2 separate regions of the Homo sapiens genome follow, and region 2 is linked to region 1. A link is an interaction called in ENCODE POLR2A ChIA-PET data of the cell type or tissue named here. Cell type or tissue: MCF 10A. All regions are shown on one strand. Each heading gives the region's core, and the rest is flanking DNA. Links, peaks and the distances in the headings are about the cores only. Region 1 has its middle 18 kb from the start of CLIC5. Region 2 overlaps CLIC5 (chloride intracellular channel 5).

Region 1 (13,007 bases), core at 2,417-10,416:
CTGCCTCACAAATGAGATAGTAATCTCATTTGTGATTCCACTGAGATGGCAATTGCCATAATTATCATTTTCACATGAATTTATCTACTGACCACCTATTTATATCTTAGGTGCTCCGAGAGACATTGAATATACCTTAGGGAATAAAACAGTTGTGAACATCCTGTGCCTGGTGGGTCTTGCAATCCATTGTGGGAGACAGAACAAACACATAAGCAAACAAATAGATGTACAATATTAAATTATGATCAAAGCTAACAAAGGAATCTGGGTAGAGAATCACAGTGAAGGGGGTGAGGAAGCCTCCTGCACAGAGTTCCACTGGGAAGGCCTCTCTGAAGTGATGACATTTAAGCCCAGACCTGAAAGATGAAAAGGAGCTGTTCATTTGAAGACTGAAGGGAAGAGAGATGGGAACAGCATGTATGATGGCCCTTAGGTGGGACAAAGCATTTTATGCTGGAGGAGCTGAAGTACAAGCTTGAATTCCCCCATTATATCCCTATGGGGTCTACACTGTGGGATCACATTTTCACCTTTTCCTATGTAATTATATTATTCAACCTTTGTAGTTTCAATACATCGTTGGAGAAAATCTGCCCAGAAGTTTTCATTCAGTGAAAGAGTTCCAGCATAACCAATAATGATGGCTCCACTGAATATATGTTGAGTTTGCAGAAACTTACTTAGAAGAAACGATTTTTGTATTTCTCTGTAATTATTCATAATTTCTTCAATTAAATGCCTTTGCAAAAGTTAGCAATGCACTCCTGTGTATAAAAGATAAATATTATTCTAAGACACCTTTGCAATATAAATTTTTTATCTCAAAATTCCTCACACTTGGTTTTGCTCATTGGCAGCAACTACAGAAGGCCAGGACTTGTGGAGGATGGGAGAAACCTCTCCCAAAGGCTGATATTTTAGCTAAGTGATTTTATGCTTTTTAAAAAAATTGCATTGAAGTTCATTCCATTACATTGAAATTAATTCTTTTTTACCTTGCTCTTTTGTCACCTCGTAAATGGAATCATTGTTATTTTTTCTCTCTGATAAAATTAAGTCCCAGGATGAATAAAGCAGAATATAGACTCAGTCGTTTATCCCCCATTAACACAGCGCAAAGTCACTGCATCAATGGACACAAGACTTAATGCCCTTCATGAAGCCTCCCAACATTAATGTGGAAAGAGTCAAACTGCTGACCTAAGCTCTGCCTTACTCATAAGCACTGTCTCCTTGTGGGAAGTCAACAAATTAAAAGGCAGAAGGATGCAAAACAGCCATGCCAAAGTGGTCTGATTGAGTTCACCAGTCAACACCAATGCCTCCTCTGCTCCTTTCCAGCTGGTCATAGAGATGCTGCATGCCTGGCCATGTGAATGCTGACCATACAGCATCACTCATCCCTTCTCGGGAAGTCCCAGGTGGTTGGAGTCATTCACCACTGGGTGGCCATTTGCCTGCAGTGAATAAAAAATAAGGGGGTCCTGTCTGAACAATGAACAGTACTGACCCTCTGCATGCATTGGTCACAAATGAAGATAAAATATTGTAATATGAAAAGCTAACTAATACTGTACATGCATGATTATACCTCCCATTTATCAGTATTTGAAAATCTGTTTACATTCCTTTCTCTTCCAGTAAGTTATAGGTTATAGGTGCTTCTAAGCCATGTATGATCTATTTTCTCTCCCTCTCTCTCTATTAGACTTTGTTTTTATAACAGTTTTAGTTCACAGCAAAATTGAACTGAAGGTATAGATTTCCCATGTACACCCTGCCTCCACACATGCACAGCCTCCCCCATTATCAACATTCATCACCAGAGTGGTACATTTGTTACAACTGACAAACCTACATAGGCACATCATAGTCACCCAAAGTCCATAGTTTCATTAGATAGTTTACATTTACTCTTGGTATTATACATTCCATAGTTTTGGACAAATTTATAATAACATGTGTCTATCATTATAGTATCCTATGGAGTATTTTCACCGCCCTAAATATCCTCTGTGCCCTGCCTATTCATTCCTCCCCCACCCCCACTAACCCCTGGAAACCACTGATCTTTTACTGTCTCCATAGTTTCGCTTTCCCAGAATGTCATGTAGTTGAAATCCTACAGAATGAACCTTTTTCAGACTGAATTCTTTAACTTAGTAATATACATTTACGGTTCTTCCATGCCTTTCATGGAGTCTGTTCTTTCCTTATATCCCTAGCAATGAGCACAGTGCCTTACACAGAGCAGACACTTAACAAGCAGTTGTTGAATAAATGGGCAAGGGAATGAGTGTTTTTCATGGCACAGTTCACTTAACGGCTGTTTACTGAGGCTTTCTAAGTTCAGGCTCTCAGCCAGGCATCTTCAAACCATAATAATATTTGCATGGGATTTCCGAAATTATTATCTTATCATAACAGCAGTCCTGAGAGGTAGAAGAACAGACATTTTTCTTATTATCCCCATTTCAACAAGATCAGAAAACAGACACAGAGAAGTAAAGTGACTTGCCCAAGTTCCCTGAACTAGAAAGTGGAAGAGCCAGGACTAGCCTCTGTGACTCTCCAATGTACCTTTATGCCTTATCCTATATGTTGTCTCTCCTAAAACCTGGCTGTGGGTCATTGAAACTGACAAATGTTTAACAAGAAACTAATTCATGATGACATAGTAAAAGGTGAGGACTGAAAGAGGCCCTCTTCCCAACCTTGTTTCTTAGGGGAGCCCATCTTCTTACAAAAAAAAAAGTGTATCCTTGGCTTTGACAGTGCAGCCCACACCAGTGAACCTCAATTTTCCATTCACCACAAGCAAACTACTGTTGGGCTGCAGAATTGACATCTTTCTGGGGAAGGAAAGTTTAACAACTGATCAACAAGTAGTTCGCTCCCATTCAACAGTAAAGAATTGCACTGATGAGCTTCCCCTGCTCCTGTTAGGGATTAAAAGGGCTTCAAGAGTCCAGACCAGAATTCATTCCAGATCTGCAGTTGTGATGGGCCCTCAAAGGGAAATGAAGTTACCCTGGGAGTTATGCCTGGCTATAAGTGAGTTATAGGGGAGGCTCATGAAGGTCCCTGCCTTGAAATCCAGTCCCCTCCTGAATTCATTCATTCTCCAATTTTAACTTTTAGCCTTTGTAACCTCCTTGAGAGCCTCATACGTATATATAAATGTCTGCCGAGAACCTCCCTTGAGTGTCCTAGTTTTCTCAAGGTTAGTATTTCCAAGATAGTGCACTACCAATTTCTTCCCCAAATCCTGTCCATATCCCGCATTTTCTTTACCAGTGAGTGACATTGTCATAGATCCTATCACTAAAACCAGAAACCAAGCCCATATTTTTGTTTAATCCTTCCATCATCTCAAGTCCAATTAGCCACCAAGTGTCTACTCTGAGATCTCTCTACCCTTCATCCTCATTACTGCAGCCTCATCACCTTATTTCTGAATAAACATAGAACCTTCCTAACTGCTCTTTTGCTTTCTCTCTTTCTTGGCCACCCATTTCATCCCTCAAATCCATCCTTCTCTTGGTAGCCAGGACATGCCATCTACAATTTGTGTCAGGTCACACCCCGCCCTTGCTCAAAACCCTTTAGTGGCTCGGCATGGACTGCACTCCCCAGAATGATGTACTAGGTTGGGACCTGCTCCCTGTGTTCTTCCCATCAGTCCACCTGACCTCCTGTGCCTTCAGGCTCTATAGATTCTGGGAAACCCTAAAATGGCTTGATTTCCTACATGCACACCTTGCTGTTCCAAACCTCCATGCCTTTGCTCATGTTGCTTGAAATACTTTCTTCATGTTTCCTCATCCACCTAAGTTGTCATCATCCTTAAAACTCATGCTCCCACAGCACCCTGTGCAAACCTCTACTCTTGCTCTATTACATGGAAATTATTTGTTTATGTATCTGTTGCCTTTTAGAACTAAGATCTTCAAGTACAGGAGACATCTAATCATCCCTCTATTCATCACTTCTTGCAGCGAAATTCTCATTTTAAACATCTGAAGCCCTAACAAACCATCATGTTTTAAAAAGAAGAAATTGTGTTTCTTATGTGCTAAGTACTGTTTCCCTGTACCTAGCACAGATGCAGGCACATAGTATATGTCTATATCAGTCTCTGTCTACATTTACTCATTTTATTCAACAAATATTTATTAAGATCCTATTTTATTCCCATCACTGTGTTTTGCAGAATATGAGATGTTGCTCCAGTTCTTGAAGTTCTTATGTACTAAATAATATAAGCAGTGCATTTAAAATAGTAAGTTGCTGGATCCCTTGCCCCTCATCCTTTCTGCAGAATATGCTGTCTTCAGTACATGATTATTTGCTGTGTGCCAACGGGTGCCATAATGAAAATAATAAAATACAATATATGAAAACAACAAGGTGAGCCTTGACTCTCAGTAAAAGATGTGAACACTTAGTTCATTGAAAAAGGAATGCAGGGATAAATAAATATATGAAAAGGCATCCTACTAAGCTAAGAAAATCAAGTTGCACCAGGAAGAGATTTTCTCATTTATTCAATTGGTAAAATGTTCAAAAGATTTGTAATAAAAATTGTGGGTAAGTCTGCAATGTGGGTAGGAAGTGTATATTGGTACAATATTTTTGGTGGGCCTATTATCTATTCAAGTTGAAGACAAATTTGGGCCTTATAATGGTCAAGAGGTCCACTGATAGGAAACTCTTAAGTGAGCAAAGGATGTATGTACCAAACTAAATGTCCTTTTAGTAGGAGATCAATGGGGTACATTTTGGTGCATCCATATAAGAAAGGATATCATAAAAAAATATGGAATGACATGAAAAGAAGCCCTTGATATGTTGTTAAGTGAAAAAAAAATCAAACTATGAAAGAGTGCATATAGTCATTTCATCTTTGTAAAATATATATATACACATATATATATAACATATATATATACACACATATATATATACAACATATATATGTACACAACATATATATATATATACACACACACACACACACAACAAATATATATATATGTGTACATATATATTTCCTGGAAGGCTAGATACTAAATTGTAAATAGTGGTGTATTAGTCCATTCTTGGACTGCTATCAAGAACTATATGAGACTGAGTAATTTACAAAGAAAAGAGATTTAATTGACTCAGTTCCATAGGCTGTACAGGAAGCATGGCTGAGAAGGCCTCAGGAAACTTACAATCATGGTGGAAGAGAAAGGAGGCATGGCTTACATGGCTATAGCAGGAGGAAGAGAGAGAAAGGGGAGGTGCTACACACTTTTAAACAACCAGATCTGATGAGAACTCACTCACTATCATGGGAACAAAAAAGGGGAAGTCCACCCCCATGATCCAATCACCTCTGATCAGCTTCCTCCTCCAACAATGGGAATTGCAGTTCATGAGATTTGGGTGGTGACACGAATCCAAACCGTATCAAGTGGTTATTTCAGGATAGTAAGATTGGGGAGGGAGAACTTTTCAGCTTTTACTTTATGCATTTTTATATCATCTGACTTTCTCCTTTTTTCACAAGAAGTTAGGTGTTAGTTCTAATTAAGTGTTGGGGAAAGGCCAAGGCATGCCAGCATGCTGGACTCTGCCCAACCCACACAGAATCCCTCAGGCTATGTGTGCTGCCTCCAACCCCCCATATGAAGTCAACCACGTTTATCTTTGGGAAGTGAATTTCCTCATCTACAGACTCATCCCTGGATTCAGAAACCTCTTTTCATTCATTCCATAAACACATATTGAAATCCTCTTCGTGCCCTTATTCTTAAGTCTGCCAAAGCCGAGAGGAACTTAGTGAGCTACTCGGGCTGGTCACACCTGCATCTTAAAAGCAACTCTCAGAGAATACATTACATAACACAAAAGCCTGATTTCCATGTGAGGGGAGCAGAGGAAGCAGTTTCCAAGGACAATCTGTAGCAGAATCACTTAGGGAGCTTCTTAAAAATGGATTTCTCTGAGCTCCTCTCACAAATATTGAATCTAAGGGTAGGGCCTGGAAATCTACATTTTTTTTTTTTTTTTTTTTTTTTTGAGATGGAGTCTTGCTCTGCCACCCAGGCTGGAGTGCAGTGGCGTGATCTTAGCTCACTGCAAACTCCGCCTCCCGGGTTCAAGCAATTCTCCTGCCTCAGCCTCCTGAGTACCTGGGACTACAGGCATGTGCCACCACGCCCAGCTAATTTTTGTGTTTTTAGTACCGACAGGGTTTCACCATATTGGCCAGGATAGTCTCGAACTCCTGACCTCATGATCCGCCCGCCTCGGCCTCCCAAAGTGCTGGGATTACAGGCATGAGCCACCACACCCGGCCAAATCTATAGTTTTTTTTTTTTTAAGATGTATGCAGACTTATTTTCTTTATTAAAGTATTATAAGAAAACATATGTATTTGTAAAAATGGTTTCCTGTGTCAGGCATTTGGGCAGTCAGAGCTGACTTGTAAACTATTCTTGTAATAGCTCATTTGGTCATATATCCAGAATTCATCAAATCTATACTTTTGATAACCTCCGTGGGCTCATGCCCACTGAAGACACTGCAGCAAAAGTGAACAGAAGAGAGTTTGGGGGCTGGATACCATTCTGCAGGTCTCCATAGCCTTGCCACCTAATGGGCCCACACATGGGAAGACCTGCCAGCCCTTCCTCATTCTGAGAGCTTCACAGAGACCCTGGACAGAGCAGAGAGAAGAAACACCAAAGGGTGGGGGAATTAACATCACTTTGTTAAACTAAGTTTCTATTCATAGAGGAATTTATCTCTAGATTTATCTTTGTATTTGGGAGAGTCTTTCCTGCATTGTCTCTCCTGTGCTGACTTGACTGATAACCTTCAATATATCTCTATTAAATAAGAATCAATTTTTAAAAATCAACATTTGACTCTTAAATGACATCTAGAGACTGGTTTTAAGAGTAAGCAGAGTAGATGGCCAAAAAATGCTATGTTAATACAAGAGGTTATTATTTTTTAAAGGCAACAATGGTGGCTTAGAATAAGAAGACCTAGGGTAAAACCCAGGAACTTGCCACATGTTAGTATAACATAAACAAAACAAACACAAAGCTACTATTGGAAATGATGCCAGAGTAGCTTCTTCCTGTTACCAGTGTCTGGATCTTAAAATACCAGAAGTTCAAATTTGCCGTGGGGAGACCCTTTCTTTGTTTTATGGAATCAATGGTTCTCTTACTTGGCTGCATGTGGGAGCTACTGAAGTATTTATTTCCATCTCCCATCACCATATATTCTGATTTCATTGGTCTGGCATGTGGCCTGGACACCAGGACTATCTTGAAAGTTCCCCAGGTAATTCTAACTTGCACCAAAGTGGAGACAAGCTGCTTATTAGAAAGCCTTTATAATCTTGGAGATGGAAGGCAAAACCCACCATTCGGGTATCCCTGAGCTGGGAAATAATCTCAATATGGGTGCTTCAGGCTGAGATGTTTAACATACTGTATTTAAGAATGAAAGGTAAACTGGTGCTGTGGCTTATGCCTGTAACCTCAGCACTTTGGGAGGCTGAGGGGGCAGGATTGCTTGAGCCCAGGAGTTCAAGTCTGCAGTGAGCTATGATTGCACCATTGCACTCCAGCTTAGGTGACAGAACAAGACCCTGTCTCTTTAAAAAAAATTAAAAAAGGAAAAAGTGGTGGTAGCTCAAGCTTTGGGCACTCTGTCAAATCCCCTCAGCCCATCTCTTTCTGCCTTAGCTTCATTGGACAGTTCCGTGTAAGCTTGACACAGACTGGCAACATCCCAGCTCAAGCACTGTGCTCTTTCAACTTCATATCTCAAAACTTCTTATAGCAAAAGGAGCCTCCAGCTGACAGAGGCTAGAGCAGGCATGTAGGGCACGGACTCAAACTATGTCATTTGGGCATTATAGAGAAGGGTGACTACTAAGGTTCGGAGAAGTGGGACCGTAATAGCTGTATGGCCTTGGGCAAGTCACTTCTCCAATTCATAGTTTCCTTATCTGTAAATAGAGCTACTAATACTTCATTGGAATTATTGTCCTCAGCATTAAATGGCACCTGATTCAAAATAGGTGCCTGACACATTAAAAAGTTTTACCCATATTATCTTACTTTATATCCAAATAATTCAGTAAGATAACTAGGATAGGTGATATTGCCATCATCTTGGGGAAAAAGGAGATCGGGAAGTTTAAGTGACATGTCTCAAGTTTCAAAGTATCAATGGCAAAACCAGGCCAGGAACTCAGGCTTCCTGCCTCTGTATAGCCACTGTTTTATATTGTCTTTCTTAGAAGATAGCAGAAGTTTTCAAGCCACTGAGTAATATTAGAGGAAGAAAAAAGAAACTAAGAGAGCAGAAACTATTTTTCTTTCAGTAAATAGCTTTTTGACTAAATAACAAGGTGAGTCATTTGTTTCAGGGTGTATTGTTTAAACAAATATATTGTTTAATGACTCCCTGGCTATTGTCCGATGCCTCAATGCCTTTTAAACACATAACTCTGCCTGAACTTCCCTATCACTGGCTCCATCTCTACTGTTGTGTTGGTTTGTTTGCCTCTGGATATTGAATCTTGCAGAATTGTGTCTGAAAATCTAACAGAGACTCACATCAAAACTGCACACAGTCTGCATCTCCTCTGGGCTCTCACTTTGGTCATTTGGGCTGAGTAATTAATGATTTGTACAATTGCTCAACTTACTCTAAAGGACAATAGTTTGACTGGGACACTGAGCAGACCCAGGGCTGTGTTGCAGCCAGAGCTGGTGGTTTTCTTTTTTCTTTTATTTTCTTTTTTTTTTTAAGATGGATTCTCCCTCTGTCACCAGGCTGGAGTGCAGTGGTGCGATCTCAGCTCACTGCAACCTCTGCCTCCTAGGTTCAACTGATTCTCCTGCCTCAGCCTCCCAAGTAGCTGGGACTACAGGTGCGTGCCACCACACCCAGCTAATTTTTTTGTATTTTTAGTAGAGATGGGGTTTCACCATGTTGGCCAGGATGGTCTCAATCTCTTCACCTTGTGATCTGCCTGCCTCGGCCTCCCAAAGTGCTGGGATTACAGGCGTGAGCAAGCATGCCCTGCCCAGAGTTGGTTTTTAATGACTCCTCCCCACCCAAAGGGCCTCCCCTGCACCTTACTTGTGCTCAAATTCTCAAATCCCACCTTGCTTGGAGGCCTTCTCTTAACGATCTTTCAAACTCAGGATCGCTCCTATTGTTTCATTTGGCAACTATTTATTATTTGGCAGTTTATTTATTTTACCCCTTTTGTTTAATCCCAAATTGTGTTTTATTATTAGTTTTCCTTTCATTCTTGTCTTGTCTCCCCACCTAGACTGCAAGGTCTTTTTTTTTTTTTTTTTTTTTGAGACGGAGTCTCATTCTGCCGCCCAGGCTGGAGTGCAGTTGGCGCGGTCTCGGTTCACTGCAAGCTCTGCCTCCCAGGTTCACACCATTCTCCTGCCTCAGCCTCCCGAGTAGCTGGGACTACAGGCGCCTGCCACCACGCCCAGCTAATTTTTTGTATTTTCAGTAGAGACGGGGTTTCACCATGTTAGCCAGAATGGTCTCCTTCTCCTGACCTCGTGTTCCGCCTGCCTCGGCCTCCCAAAGTGCTGGGATTACAGGCGTGAGCCACTGCGCCAGGCCGACTGCAAAGTCTTTGAGAATAGGACCACATCTTACAGTTATTTGTATTTATTCACAGTGTATACATAGTGCTGGAAATGTGCTCAGTATTTGTGGAATAATGAATACCTATTGAATGAATTCAGTGGCATTTTATAGTATCAAATGTTTTGCTGGTAGATTCCAAAGGGTTTGTAGTTTCCATACTTTATATGTTTTGTAGTATAAGAATTGTGATAGCTTGTTTCAAAAATAATAAGGGAAGTCTTGTTCTTAAGAATCACTGCACTCCAAATTCTCTATCTCCTTACTTAAAAATTTAAAATAAGATAATTAAAGTCTCCTTAGTATAGTCTATAAAAGTTGAAACACCAATTTTGAGATTCTTCCAGAAGAACAAGCAAGAAAAAAATACCTTCCCCCATTTTTTTTTCATCCTTAGTTTAACAACCCATATTCAACCAAAGGTCTTCATATTTTTCATACAGATGCCATGTGTCATTTCTTTTGCTTCCTTCATGCATATCCAAGGACCTTCATCATAAGAAGGACATCACTGTCATTCTGGCCGGTGAATGATTATTCATTTTTCCCCCTTTACTTACAACATGCTAAAGAGCTCTTTTGTATATCTGTGTCCAAACCTTGATTTGGTTCCAAAATCAAAATTACAATCTTTTGGTCACAATTTATCCACTGAATGGCATGCTCAGTCAGCTTGAAGGAGCAGATTGCTTCAGTTGTATTGTTGGGTGGAAAGGGCTGAGAGAGGGGGCCAAAAGACTATGCTCAGTAATAAATTAATGGAAGAACAAAGGAATGAATAAATAAATAAGTGAATGGATCACCTAAAGAATGGCACCAATGTCAGAGAGCTTCCTTGGTTTGCTGAACCAAGTTACCTTGAAACTTGATACATGTCACTTAAACTTCCTGATTTCCTTTTGCCCCAAGATGATGGCAATATCACCTGTCCTAATTATCTTACAGAATTATTTGGGTATGAAGTAAGATAATATGGGTAAAATTTTTATGTGTTGGGCACCCTATTTTGAATCAGGTGTCATTTAATGCTGAGGACAATAATTCCAATTAAGTATCAGTAGCACTATTCATTGATAAGGAAACCATGAATTGGAGAAGTTAGATGATTTGCCCAAGGATGAATATTCATTCATTCCTTACCTATCTTGGGTGTGCACCAGGGAAGTGGTAATTGCGGGCTAACTGAAGGTACAAGGGGGCTGAATAACTACAGAATCACAGGAAGGATTGGTATTTGGTTACAGGTAGGGATTCACCAAAAGACATTTTGCTGTGTGGGTGGAAGATAATACAATTACATTGAGAAGATTAGGCAAGTGACAATAAGCCTCAGGGAAAGAGGATGAGACCTAGGCCTTCAGATAGAGCCTGGGATTGGCCTCAGTGGGACTTTTTGTATTCATAGGACTCACTAATACTGGCTTATTATCTGGTAGAGCTCATTGGCCCAGTCCCTCTGGTAGCTATTCTTCAGTATTAGATATACTAATTCTCAAGTAGAAGGGACCCAGGAGCTCACTTGATCCTATGCCTTCATTTTTTCCTTTCACTTTCATAAATGAAAAAAAAATGAAGCACAGATAGATGTTTTGTCCAGTCAGTTAGCAGACTGCATGGCTGAATAATATTTGTTGTATAAATGAATGGATTTTGAACTCTAACTACAAAATCTAGGCTTTAGACTGAATGGCCCTGCCTTTCAGAGAGGTGCTTCCCACCCAGGTGGGTCCTCATGCCCCATGATCCCCTTAGTTGTGCTCTGTCCTTGGGAGAAAGGGGACAACCCAGGCCTGCATTAGGTTGACTTCCCAGAGGCCCTTCTCTTGGATGATTTTCCAGCTTACACCATTCTTCACTGTTACTCTGCTAAAGTCAACATGTAAGAGCCATGAACAATGGAAATGAGAGTGAAAAAGAAAAGGAGAGAACTTAAGAAAGGGAAGTTTACTGGCATAAAAACCCTACTTCATGTCAACAGTTTTAGAAAAATTCAGTCAGTTCTAGTGGGCTCAGCCAGACTTAATCTACATTAATGAAAACCCACGTGTCTGGAGATTCTCTCTAGCACTCTCTTTCCCAGATTGGTTCATCTGGGGACATGCCTTTCTGAAACATTATGGCTTTCAGAAGATTTCCTAGTTTATACTAATTTAGATATTGTTTTCAAGTAACAGAGAAAATTGCTACAGCATCTGAACTATTTATCTTCCTAGATGTTGTAGTTAGAGCAAAAGCAGATGAGTTGGGAAAAGATAAATTCACTAAAATTACTTGTATCCTGGTATTAAGGTGATGAATAACTTATGATGATGTAACATCTATGTACTATGGAGATAAGAATATCATTAAATGCATACATAAGAATTTAGCTCTCAATAAGAAACTTATTTTAAAAGGATACAATCTTATAGGAATAAAAGAATACTATTTATAAATGAAGAATTATAACTCATTCATGCATAGAAAGCCAAATATTCTGAAGATAACAAAACTCTCTGTTCTTACAATAATAATTAAAATCTCCATAGTATATTCTATAAAATCTGAAACACTGATTTTAAGATTCTTCCAGAATAACATGAGGGAAAATATACTAAATTTATTTTTTCTAAAGGGATTGGTATTTACCTTCTGGATTTTAAAATATGTGACAATTACCAAAACATCATGACATTCAGTTAAAAGCAGGAAAAAGATGGGTGGAGACAATAGATATTTCCAAAGTAAATTTAGACCATAATAAGAACTTATTACATTAAAAAAACCAGATATACATAGGCAAGAAGTGATCAGTATTTAATACAGAGGACAATCAGGTCATGGTGCAGAGACGGCATTAGATTCATTCCTCATATTATATATTATAATAAATTTTGGTCAAAGCAAAATAAACATAAGCATAAAATAAACATAAAAAGAAAACGAATAAAATAAGCATATTATTTTCAATTAAAGAAGAAAAAACATTTCTGATTTGCTGAGATATAATTATAAATAAAACAGATATGTTGGAATAAAAAACAAAAGGGATTGTAAGGAAGTTAAAAAATTGTAAGTTATAAATGTTAAAAAGGAAGCTCTACTCTTAAGAAATGAACAGAGAATTCATCTAATTAAGGTCAGTATTCAGCTTTTCTTCAAAATGAGATCATAGGAAATAAATGGAGGGCATACACATAAGGAAATGCAGACAATAAATCAGCACATGGAAAAATGTTCAGTCTCAATAGCAACTAAAGAGATGTAAACAAAAAACCTTTAAAACACCACAGCATATCAGTTAAGTAACTGTAAACCCTGGCAAT
Region 2 (13,007 bases), core at 1,832-9,831, 73 kb before region 1:
AAGATCGTACCACTGCACTCCAGCCTGAGCAACAGAGTGAGACTCTGTCTCAAAAAAAAAAAAAAAAAAAGAAAGAAAAGAAAATAGAAGAAAAAAGGAGTTCAAGAAGAGCTCAACTCAGAGGAAAAGGATACAAATTGATGTATGCAATGTTAGACATACATGATAAGAGAACATCCAAGTGAAACTATCTAGATGATAGCAGGGCTCTGGGTGTAGAACAATTCACATAAAGATAACAAGGAGAATATGCCAAGCTCACCAGGGATGAAGGTAGAGGCAGAAGATGAACACTTATGGGGTGAGCCTCGAGCTGTTCCACATTTAAACAACAGGTAGAAGACAGGAAACAGAATACATTCTGTAGGAGTGAAAAGAGTGTGGCTCCTGGTGTTTGTAAGTCATTAAACTGCACTCTAAAAACAGAACAGTAGTTGCTTTTCGTCCAAGCCTGTAATCTAGAACTGTCACACTGAGGACTTCTAAAGCTGGGAACATAGCATGGGAAAGGGTCTAGATCACAACTCTCTGAAGACTCAGACTCTCACACCTGAAGTCCTGCTAGGGTCCCACGGATGATGGCCTTAGTACTACTGAAATGACTAATCCTATGTTTTTAGATGTCTGTGCCCATATGTGCACCAGAAACTTAGTTGCAATGCCATTGTCCATTCCTTGCTTCTTCTTTGCTAATCGTAACTTGCTAATCGGGTCAGTGAAGTGCTGGGCACCAAGTGAAATACTTGCCTTTGCAGACTCTCTTGTAGCTAAGACTGGATCCTGAGACACAGTTCTGGACAATGACGTGTGAGCAGGGGGCTGCTGGGAGCCACGGAAGGCTTTTGCCCTCCTTCATGGAAGGTTCTCTGTTCATGCAGCTAAACATACTCCTCATTTATGCAACGTACGTTACCTTTTCAGATCCACAGTGGTGACATTGAACACGACTCCTTTCAGCCAGAGGATCATGAAGAGGCGCTGAGAGAAAGGACAGTTGCCGATGCTTTCTCCATCGATTCCAGCCTGGAAAGAAGAGAACCAGTGTCCTGAGTGGGCAGGTGCAATTAGCAAGGGGAACATAAGATTGTAACACCCAAATGCAGGTCTGAGGAGACCTTACTAAAACCATGTCCCAGCAACTTCAAAGGGCGGTAGCCTGATATTATTAGTTTTTGCCTTAATGTCCACGCAGGGCAATGCCTGGCAGCATGTAAGGGCTCAATAAATACTTGCTGAATTGAACTTGATGATTATGCAGAATCATAACTTTATGAAATCATAGAACCCTTGGGGTAAAAATAGACCTGCAACATCACTTAGTCTGACACAAATGATATTGGAATGCCAACATCTACACCCCCAAGTAATCATCTAGTTTCTGCTTGAATATCTCCACTGACCAGTCAGTTGTATTAATATCTCTCAAAGCAGTTCATTCTGAGGATTGCTCTAACAATTAGAAATGCTTTCCTTCGGCTACCTAGCCAAAATATGTTCCTCTGTAGTTTACCCTCCCCCACCCCTCAGTCCTTGGATGTCATGAATATAAATATCTCAGACTTTGATCCCATCTCCCTATATGGAGGCTAATCAGGAAGCTCAAGGCTTTAATCAATACACCACTTAGTTCTGGCTAGTACTTGGCCTTCACTGTCAATAATCCATTCATTTGTTACACTTTTACTCAACAAATACATATTGACTATCAGTTATGTGCAAGACACTGGAGAAAATTAGCCAGGGGATTGAAAATTGAATTCCTCCAAGGAGCTTATGGCCTTCTGTAGGTGGGCTTGGGGATAAGACAGGAACATATGTAAAAATAACAGAATTATTATTGGGTGTTCTGTGCTTCTGTCATTTCATTTCCCTTCCTCAAAACAGTAGGCTTTTTTAGGTCTGAAAAGCAAGTCCATCTTTACTGCACTTCTGAGTGGGCTGCAGATCCCTGAATTTCATAAAGAATTAATTTCAAGCAAACCTATGAACAAACAAAAAAGGTTGGGGAATTGGTCTCTGTAGAATTCATTTCCATAGGGTGGTTTATTGGCCCCCAACATAATACTTAGAGGAAGAAATAACCCATTTGCTCCAGACTCTGATGTTGGCTGCCCTGGAAACCATGGCCCCCGCAGGTGGCCTGGCAGGGCATTCCACTGACAGGAAGGGCCTGTGTGGGCCAGGGTACTGAAGACTCGTACAAAGCTGTAAACAATCCGACCAATATCCAGGAATGGGGGCTTACTGAGTTTTTTTTTTTTTTTTTTCAAAAGAAAGGGAGAAAACAAATGCGTTCTCGAAGCTCAACACACTGTTTTCTCCCTTGAGGTTTGTTTTGCTATGGCATTCAGATGGGGAGGCAGCGATGCCTTCTTTCATACATTAGAACCTCATTGTGTGCTTTTTTCTACCTTGCAAATTGCTCCCAGCAGGGGCTCAGGTTTATAATGGAAAACTGGAACTTTTGACAGTGTTGGCTGCATGTAATTGCTATGAAATTACAGTTATTTTACCTCCCTCTTAACTACACCAAAAGCCCCACTCCCTATTCAGTTCTCACTTTTCCTCAGTGCTGGAAGCAGACCCACCCCTGAGTCTTGAGAAAGCACGGACTCCGTTATATAAAATGGGAAAGGTAGGAGGGTACAGTGTGGGCGCTACACCTTCCCACGGAGGTAAAGTTACCAATAAAGCATGCTCAGACAGGTGGCTATCAATTTAATAATAGCTTGGTGCTAACTTGAGTTTATGATGTACGTTCCCTAGGAACTTCTCAAGAAGCACTTGACAGGTACCAGGTTCTCGGTCCTTTAAGACATCCCGACACAGGAAGAATTTCCCCAGGGCCAGTTATGGTGGAAGTAACAAGAGGAGAACTGAAGAAAAAAGCAAAAACAAAAACAGAAGCCAGATCCATATACTGTTATCTGTTTTCCTCTGGTGGTGGTGGTGGGAGGATAAGGGAATTGAAGGAGGAACTAGCAAAATAGTGGACTTCTCAACTACATAAAAAATTCATATAATAATAATGTTAATAATAACATATCTATATTGTCAGGCATTGTTCTAAAGGATTTACATATGTTATTAACTTGTTTATTTCTCCTGAGAAGCCTGTGAAGTGGGATATTTTCAGCTTTTACAAATGTGGAAATGGAGGCACAGAGAGATAAAATAACTGGCCTAAGGTTATCATCGTGGTGAAACCAGGACGAACGCAGGTGGTCTGGCTAGAGATCCAGTGCTCTGAGCTGCATGCCTGGAGCCAGCCTGAGGGTCCAGCCAGGTAACAGGTCCTCCCCAGGTGCTGGGGAGGGCTGGTGTTGAATTGTATGGACATCCTCTGGTCAGTGTGCAATCAGCTATGCCAGGAGCATAGGGCATGGTATCCTTCATGGCTCCCTACATTTTCATTATGTCTTATTAATCTTGTATTAAACTATGATTCTGGGTTTAGTAAACAAAAATTGTCAAAGACCAATAGAAATATGCGAGGATGCTACCATTTACTTTCACTGTCTGGGTGTCCCTCTTTCAGCTTCTTCTATTCCCCTTCAAATCCCAACAGCCTTGCGGCCCTAAGAAATTGTTTGTTAAACTCATGGGTTAAATATCGTGATCTGTGACGACCATCTGAAACATCAACAGAGAAGAACCAGGTGGGGCTCAGTTGGGCCCCACATCCTGAAAAGTGTGAGGGAAAACCCAGGTGTACTTTGTTCCAGAGAGATTTTGAGCACTGGGGGCCAGGGACCGGCACAAAAACAGTGTCCTAGGTTGAATCATGTTCCCCCAAATTCATGTCCCCCTGGAATGTGTGCATGGGACCTTATTGGGAAACAGGGTCCTTGCAGGTGGAATCAACTTGAAGATGAGGTCATATTGGATTAGAATGGGCTCTAAACATGACTGATGTCCTTACAAGAAGAGGGAAATTTCGGCACAGACATGCAGAGGACAAAGTCATGTGAAGATGAAGGCAATGATTGAAGTGATGTATCTACAAGCCAACGAACGCCAAGGATTGGTGGCAGACACCAAAAGCTAGAAGAGACAAGTAGAGCCTGGCTCTGCCCACACCTTGATTTTGAACTTCTGGCCTCCAGAACTGTGAGAGAATCCGTTTCTGCTGCTATCAGCTATACTATGTATAGCAATTTCTTGGAAACTGATGCAATCAGGGAAGTGTCAAAAAGACAATTATATATATATATATATATATATATATATATATATATATATATATATATATATAAACAGCTAATGGCAAACTTCCCAAGCTCATGATTCTGCTTTGAACATGATTGCCAGCTATAATCCTAAAGTACTTCCTGTTCCCTAGATACAGTGTATATAACAACTTATTATAAAATATCATGCCACATATAATATTCCATATGGTGATACCAGTAGTAGTAGCATAATGTAATTATATAGGCTGTATGATTGCACTTCATCTGTTATATGCTGGATACTTCATATTATATGCTATTATATATTGCCTTTCATGTGAGCTCTCTCCATATATGATGAGCTTGGCTCCCTCAAAACATAGTTGAAGTTTTATTTACTTTGTCTTCAGCAGCAACAAGCACAGGCACCTGAAACTTACTTTATATTCAGTGCCTATTTAAATGGATGCATGCTGAGGGGAGGGTGATGTCCCTCCCTTTTTGTGGCTTGAGGATCTCAAAATTCTCTCACTGGCATTCTGAAAATCATCCTAAAATACATGCATACATACTACATACATACATACATACATACTACATACATACATACATGGTTACCCTGAGTTATGTAGCACACTAGCCGGAGACTGTGGTTCTAGATCCATCTCTGCCTCTACTTCACTATGTGAATGACCTTAGATAAGTTACCTCCTCTTGGCCTCAACCACTGCACCTATAACTTCCTGCAATTTTGTAAATTCAAGTGGAAAATGGAGATTTATTTAAGACCGCGGTTCTCAAACTTTTTAGTCTTAGAACTCTTTTATGCTTTTAAAGATTGTTGAGGATCCCAGAAAGGTTTTGTTTATGTGGATGATAGTTATTGATATTTACCGTGTTGTAAGTTAAAGCTGAAAAACATTTAAATATTTAGAAAAATGCTATAATAAATGTGTCTATTAACATACACAACATCTTAACACAAAATAACTATATTTTCTAAAAACAAGAAATTTAGTAAAAGTGGCAATGTTTTATATTTTTACAAAATCTTTAACATCTGACTTAGTAGAAGTCGGCTTCCACATTTAATCTCTTGGTATTTAGTTGGGGTATATGGGGCTTTTGTTGTTGTTGTTGTTGTTGTTGTTGTTGTTGTTTTTGAAACAGAGTCTTGCTCTGTCATCCAGGCTGGAGTGCAGTGGCGCGATCTCAGCTTATTGCAACTTCTGCCTCCCAGGCTGAAGCAAATACTGACAAATATTAAGTCTGAGTAAGCATGGTGTGTCAGCCAGTTGCTCTTTCAGGTAAAAACTGCTTAGTGAGGGAGGCAGCTGGTTCAGCTGGCAACTCAATCATACAAGTGCTTTTCCTTCCACAACCATCAGACTTTGGAATGCAGCCAAAGAGCTTATGTGCATTTCCCATTTCATCAACCAGAATGTTTAGAAGACATGTATGCAAAGGTTGAGATTTAATCACATTATATAATTTTTAATGCTTCATCAAGGACATTCATAATTGAGGCTATTTTTTTTTTCTGCACATGCATGACTGGCTAGTCACACTTATACCACTGCTTGGATTTGTGCTGAAACACTAGTAAACTTACCCACGAAATACCAATCCCAGAGAGAGAAGCATACCATATTGATATAACTCTAAAAATAGTTGTGACCTCTTAAAACCCCTGAAAGCCTCTTAGCGACCCCAGAAGTCCATGAACCACATTGGAGAACCATTGTTTTAAGACATTCCATGAACACACCAGATATGTAATACTTGGTTTCCAGATAATGAAGGGGAAGCTGATAATTGGCCAAAAGTCACTCGCGGGTACCCAAGTCCAGAAGTGGGAGGAATCATTCAGAGAGGATCCAAGAAGGAATTATAGAAAGTGACCAGATGACATTGAAGCTTGATAGATGAGTCAGTTATCAATTTATTGCCTTTCAGCTCCAATGCACCCTTGAATATATGCTCTGTGAGAACAGGGGGAATTTCTTTAAACATTTCTCCTTTAAAGTGAGCACAAAGTTAGGCTTTCTCACCAGGGAGAACTAGAGGGGCACTGCAGGAGGAAGAGGCTTTCTTGCTGGCTGTGGTGTGGGCTGGGGGTGGGCAGTGTAGCTGTGAGGGCACGCAGTGGAGCCACCCCAGCTATAGGCTCAGCATGCAACCCCCCTGGCACCTCATAGCCTCAGCCTGGCAATAACCTTCCCAGCACTCTTGACACAGAAACCAAAGTCCCCATTAAGCCTATGTCCAGCCGGCCTATGGCCAGTGTGTCCACACAGCTTGGTCACCCCCTTTGCAAGCCCCACGTGTCCTGAAGGCCTTCTTCTCCACTAACACCTAGATCCTGCTGCATGCTGTACCGATGCTGATTGCCTGCTCCCTGCCTGAACTCTGGGGAGTGGGCTATTGCTTGCTCAGCGACTCCAGACCAGCTCTGGCCTGATCAAACCAGTGAGTTTCTGTGCCAGGTTCCAAACCACTTCTAAGTTTGTCCTTCCCTGGCTCCTCTCCCTCAGCCCTAGGGTACCATAGAGAGTTTCCTTATATGTCATGGTTACTCTTTTATCTTAGTTAAAACTTCATGTTGAATTTCTCCTGTTTAAGCTACCATGTAGTTTCTCACTCCTGATTGGACCCAGACTACATCAGATGCTTAAATGTCTGTTATTTCAAAATGTAAGATTTTTGTGACCTTTGACTTCTTTAAAAACCTGGCAAGGTTAAGTCCTGGATGAAGTATTAGGAAAGAAACCTCAGTTTTCTCAAGAAAGATAATTAAGTCACCACTTACGTCACATTTCCACTTTTTGTTGCTGTCGCCCATGAAACTTGTCCCTGAGGACTCAAGTGATTAAATAATTTTGTTAAGTGTACAGATAAAAATTAAGCAACAGTAGGGCTGTAACTGACCTCAGGAATGCTATACTCCAGTTCTTTCTTTTTACTGGTAGAGAAATAGACCCAGAAAGGTTAAATGAATTGCCCATGGTAGCACAGCTGGTTCCCATAGCAGAATCAGGTCTCTCTAACTCCTGACTCTCAGTTCTGAGCAGACCACACTGGCTGCTGTCCTCTAGAAAAGAGTGACAAAGTGGCAAAGGCCACATGAAAAGGACTTTCTTTAAACATAATAGCTCATTTAAACTGTTTAGACAAAGAAGCTTTCTTTATAATAATATTTCCAGCTGCCCATTTTTTAATTAGTTAGTGTAAGTCAGACAACATTTCTAGTTGTGACTATTTTTTTTTTAATACCAAACAGTCTATCCTTCCAATAATTTGGTTGGCAAGACTTCAATTAGCAGGGATGGGACTTGGTGGTACGTGGTCCACATGAGGACAGAGAGGTCTACCCTTGAAGAAATCAACATTTCCTTTCTCAGAAGCCACAAAAGGCCTAATTCACTGGGGTCACCCAGGCATTTTTCATTCAAGAAACAGGTAACAGGTATACATTTGAGGCTACAGAGATCCTCAACATTTATCTAAAGTTTAATGTATGGGCTTAATTAGCTCTATGTAGACCACTACCTGTGCAATGTGATATGAAGAATTCTAGGTATATTGGTCAGAGTTCTCCAGAGACAGAACCAGCACAACATGTATGTGTGTGTGTGTGTGTATTTATATATACATACACATATATGTACATACACACACACACACACACACACACACACACATCCTGTTATATCTACTATATATGGAGAAACGTATACACATCTTATTTTTATATAATACATTATAATAACATAATATTATATATATGTGTGTGTATATATATATACACATATATATAATACATATCAGTTGGGGTGTGAAGAGAGAGAGATTTATTTTAAGGAACTGGCTCACACAGTTGTGGAGGCTTGGTGTGTTCAGAATCTGCAGGGTAGGCCAGCAGGCTGAAGCCCCGGGGAAGAGCCGCAGTTCGAGTCCAAAGGCAGCCTGCTGGCAGAATTCCCATTTCTTCAGAGGAGGGGGTCAGTCTTTTTTTCTATGAGGCCTACCCACACTATAAAGGGCAATCTGCTTTACTCAAAGTTCACCAATTTAAATGTTAATGTCATCCAAAAAAAAAAAAAAAAAAGCACCTTCACAGAAGCATCCAGAGTAATGTCTGGTCAATATCTGGGCACTATGGCCCAGCCAAGTTGATATATAAAGTTAACCATTACACCTGGCATATTTAAATATTTTACTTGATTCAGGTAACCTATTAATTCAGTAGCTGTCATCTGCACCTTAGCTCACCAGATGGTTTTGTAAACAATTGAATATAGTTGTGTACATGTCCCCTCCCAAAAGAACTTGTAGGCTCCAGACTTAGCGGGCTCCTTGGTTTACGCCTCTAAGTGAGCAGGATCCAGTGGTGCCTTTGATGCATAACTAGCCTGGTCTGATGGTGGCTTTGGGCCCAAGGCTGCCTACAACTTTGTATGTTGCACAGTGCCACTGTGTTCATGGCCCATTGGGGTGTCTGTCCTTTAGCCTGCCTTGAGCTTTACGTCCATCTGCCACTGAGTGTATGTTCACCCTCCTGTGCTTCACACACTCTCTGAGAAAGAACTGCCCTTTCCAACTCATCACCACTGTCCCTTCTCCCAGCCCCTTCTTTCTACTCCTACATGGCTTCTTTTCTATTATTTCATGTCCCGCTATTTGAATAAATGAATGGGTTTCTTTTAAACCTCTTGCCAGCCTTTCTTCTATTTAACAACTTCTGAAATTGTTGTCTTTCAATCTGTTTCCGGGTTAATCAATTCTTTTTTTTTTCCTTTGTGTCTTCATCCTACCTGATATTCGTCTTATAGCTAAAACTTTTGATTATCCTTTCTTCTTAAAGCTCAGCCATCTGCAGCCTCCCTTGCCACTTGGTGCCTCTTAGGTGGGAGGAGCCAGCTTAACAGGCAGGCAGTCTGTGCAGTTGCATGGGGCCCCATTAAACTTGGTTTAATGCTCTGCTGTTGCTATCCTGAAATTCTTAATAATTTTGGAGCATAGGGTCCCTCATTTTCATTTGGCAGTAGGCACTGCACATTATGCACTGGCCTGCCTGTGGACCCCTTATTTTTCTTGCTGACATCCTCCTTTTTCTGGCATTTGCCCTCTCAGCTCACCACTCTTCTCCTCCATGCTTGGTGCTCTTTGGAGAACTTACCTTGAGAACATGACTGTCCTTCCCAAGTCAGCAATAACTCTGGCTTCTAGGCCTATAAACATGCTACTTACCCTAAGCTTAAAAAAAAAAAGTAGAAAGGAAAGTCAGAGAAGGAAAGAAAACAAGGGAAAATGTTGAAAGGCTTGCTTGGCTCAAGTCTCCCTTGTTGGTTCCACCTCCTAGCCTATCTCACTGCAATGTCATATGTTATTCTAGAATTTGCCTCATTTCAATTAAATATCTTGCCAGTTACTAGATACTTGAGGTTTTCTTATAAGTCAGACAATATGCCTTGTTATTACTATTTTTCAAAACTAAATGATCTGACCTTCCAATAATCTAGTTGCTATGCTCCATTAGCATGAATGTGACTCAGTGATTTGTTTTATTTATCTACTCTCAGAAACCTGTAAGTACTCAAGAAATGTAAGACTGATGGCCTTGGTATGTCTTCCAAGTGATTCCACCAATCTTGGGAAGGAAGAATGGTTCTCATATGTTAATATTATCAACCTTCACCATGCCTTGGGAGAGCCCAAAGTCCACACTCTCTGCCTCCAAGTTTGGCTGTTTCTGCTCACTAGCCCAGGTGTAATATTTAACAGCTAAATTCCATTGCAGTAGAGGCAGATTTCAGTCCTCAGCTTCACAGAATACTGTGGTACAGTATTAAGGGCATTGTATAGACTCATGCAAACCTGGGTTCAAATTCCTCCCCTGACACCAACCAGCAGAAAAAATGTCTGCAGCACTATTTCCAATCCCGTATGTCCTTCATAACCTTTCCACAGCCCCAGCTAGAGGTGGAGTCCACATTTCCCTTCTTCTTAAAATAGGGCAGGCTTTTGTGACTGCCTGGATGAATGGAATATGGCAGAAGTGACACAATGTGTGACTTCTGAGATTAGGTAATAGGGGGTGATACAGCTTCTGCCTGTGTCTCTCTCTCTGTCTCTTTTGGGATGCTTGCCCCTGGAACCTAGCCACCATGTTGTGAGGAAGCCCAGAGCACATGAAGAGGTTCTCTGTAGTGTTCCAGCTAATAGTCTCAGCAACGTTTTCAGATGACAGATTGCCTCAACAACCAGACAAGAGAATGAATGAGATTTCAGATTATTCCAGCCCCCAGCTTTTGAATTGTCCCAAATGACATCTAGTGAAGTAAAATTAGCCATTCTAACCAAGTCCTGGCCAAATGCAGGTTTTTGAGCAAAATAAATGTTGTTATTGTTTAAAACCACTAAGTTTTGGGCTGGTTTGTTACTCAGCAGGCAACTCACATACACACTTAGCTTCAGGCCCCTTATCTTCAAATTGGTGGCAGAGTTGTATAATTGGATGACAATATGTATAAAACATATAGTATTTACTTTATACATTTACAGCTACTGTCTTTATGGCCGCAGAAGGCAAACATTTAGGAAGAGCTTGTTAAACACCCTATTTATGAAATATTATGCCTTGATGAAGAGTCAATAGACCTCTCTTTGATGGCACAAAAGTTCAACAGTACCTAGCGTTCAGGGTTTTGTGTATGAAGCAATAAATTCAACAAAGAAAGAAAATACATGAAGAACTACAGCTATTGTTCATTGGCCAGAGGAGAGTGTTCCTAAACTAGGTCAGTCATGCATTTACTATGAAGGGAGAGAGGGAAAAGTGACTCATGTTTGGTTAACTATTGGTACAATGATAGATACATGCATGTCTGTTCTCTATAAGACTATTGAATTTCTGTGAAAAGCAACACCCTCCAACCAAACACCTTTTTCAAGTAGTTCAAGAGTCAAAGATGAGAAGGGCTGGAACCCAAGGAATATAGATGGTTGAAGCTAAGGGATCAGGTCCGGGACAGATTCCTGGAAGTTTTCTATTGAAGTTTATTGGAAGCCTTTGTGTTCTCTCAACATCCGGAAACATTTTCACAGCTCTTTAAGGTACTGTCATCCTATTCTTTAGACCTGATTAAGGCTCTCAATGCTTGGTTCAGGAAAGTTGAAATCTGGAATTCTTCCACCTCAGAAATGTACCAAAACACAGGAAACCAAAGAGCAATACAAATCTATAGCCTCAAATAAACAGAACTCCTTTCCACATTGGTATAATTTGAAGAAGAGGTCTCCTCACTTAAGCCTCCCTTGGAGAATCCCCATCCTAATACAGGAAATATGTTTTCCACTTAATGAGGCCACTGTCAAAAGCTTTGCTTTCCTCTCTTGACATTTTTCTTATTTGTTATCCAAGATGCTATGGAAATTAATGGCAGCTCTTGATCGTGAATCCATTCCCCCTATATTTAAGGAATAAGCCTGCAATTCCTATAATCCTCATACCAAACAAGGATATCTTGATATTGAGCTCTGCTACTCCTACAAAGGTTGGTGTTTGGGATCCTGACATAGCTGAGATTCCTCAATTATTACTCATCTGCCCTTCTGTTCTGGTTGTCTGAATGTTGAGTTTTGAATATAGCCTCTTAATAGGATAAGCTGGGCTGGAAAGACTTTAGAGACATCCCAAAATCTGTCATCCTAGCTCTCTGTTGGCTTCAATAATCACTCATGAATCCCAAACTCAAATATAACAAATTGAAAGCTTATGACACTAAAATGAAATCTGAGTCCTGAGGTTTATTAATTAGGGTCATGTACATCTGAGAACTTATGAAAAAAGTTTTTGCAAAATTACTAGTTTATGATATGTCAACAAAGTATGTTTTTAGAGCTCGAAAATTCCACACAACTAAGCATTTTAAAAACTGGAATGCCCAAGCCCCACTCTCAGATATTCTGATTTAATTAGTCTGGGGGTAGGGCTCAGACATCAGAATTCTTTTCCCTCAATGTTCTCGAGGTGATTCTAATGTTCAGTCAGGACTGACAACTTCTGACCTAGTGGTGCCCACAGTGGGAGATGTCCAACAGAATCACCAAAGGAGCTTGTTAAACAAACAAAGAAACAAATGAGCTCCCTGACCTCACTGTAGACTTGCAGCATCAGAGTCTCTGGGCTCAGGAGATGTGTGACGGGCTGGACCAACCACCGACAGTAGCACTTAGGACGTTGTTTCTCCCTCCTCTTTTTGTTTCCTTTTTCCTTACCTAAACTGGAAACTCCTTCACATCCTGGCCCCACTCCTACTTCCCACCCCATTTCTACACTGTTCTTCTTCACCTTCCATCCCTGCACAGGCCCTGAAAGAAGTGCACCATTTTGAGTTGTTCAGGGCATGGAGAGCCCATTTTGGATCAAGATGTCTGAAGAACCTCAAGTCAATGCAGCCATAAACAATGCCAAGAACTTCACGTGCCAACTGATATTTTTATGGTTGCATCTCCACACAGAACTCTTAAGTTCTGCCAGGTGGGTCTTCCCTGAGGGTGACAGAGTGTGCTGTGACCGGGTACAGAAACCCTAGTCACTGGGCTCAAGTTCTCATGTGGTCAACCACAGGCCATATGTACCCAACCACATTTGTTCTCTCCAGCCACCTTCCTCTAGTCAGCCATGGTGAAAAATGTGGCTTCTTAAAAAATGCAGGGTCCTCATAAGGTCCTGTTTTGGGCTTTCTTGGCTGCGTGGAGTACCAGCAAGCTGTATCTCCACTCTCAACTATATGCAGGCACTTGGCCACTTGGGCAGGGTGGATCCACACA

Evidence for each region. ChIA-PET counts read pairs that join two places held together with the same protein. Peaks named below come from ENCODE experiments on the same cell type or tissue, not always from the same donor. Only the 100,000 strongest peaks of a DNase experiment are listed, where the experiment ranks them.
Region 2: POLR2A ChIA-PET joins it to region 1 with 5 read pairs; 2 of 35 experiments call an interaction of 5 or more read pairs at or near these places.

The regions. Positions count from the first base shown.
Region 1 is chr6:46,026,932-46,039,938 of GRCh38, forward strand. It overlaps a transcript of CLIC5 not described here. Among named protein-coding and RNA genes, the nearest start is that of CLIC5, 18 kb to the left of the region's middle. In MCF 10A, for the core only: no CTCF peak of the experiment used is centred there; a DNase peak (open chromatin) is centred at 5,700.
Region 2 is chr6:45,954,222-45,967,228 of GRCh38, forward strand. It overlaps CLIC5 (chloride intracellular channel 5), which reads right to left. Exons shown (of 6, transcript NM_016929.5): 2 at 914-1,023. Among named protein-coding and RNA genes, the nearest start is that of CLIC5, 55 kb to the right of the region's middle. RefSeq lists an enhancer at 6,419-6,918. In MCF 10A, for the core only: no CTCF peak of the experiment used is centred there; a DNase peak (open chromatin) is centred at 5,540.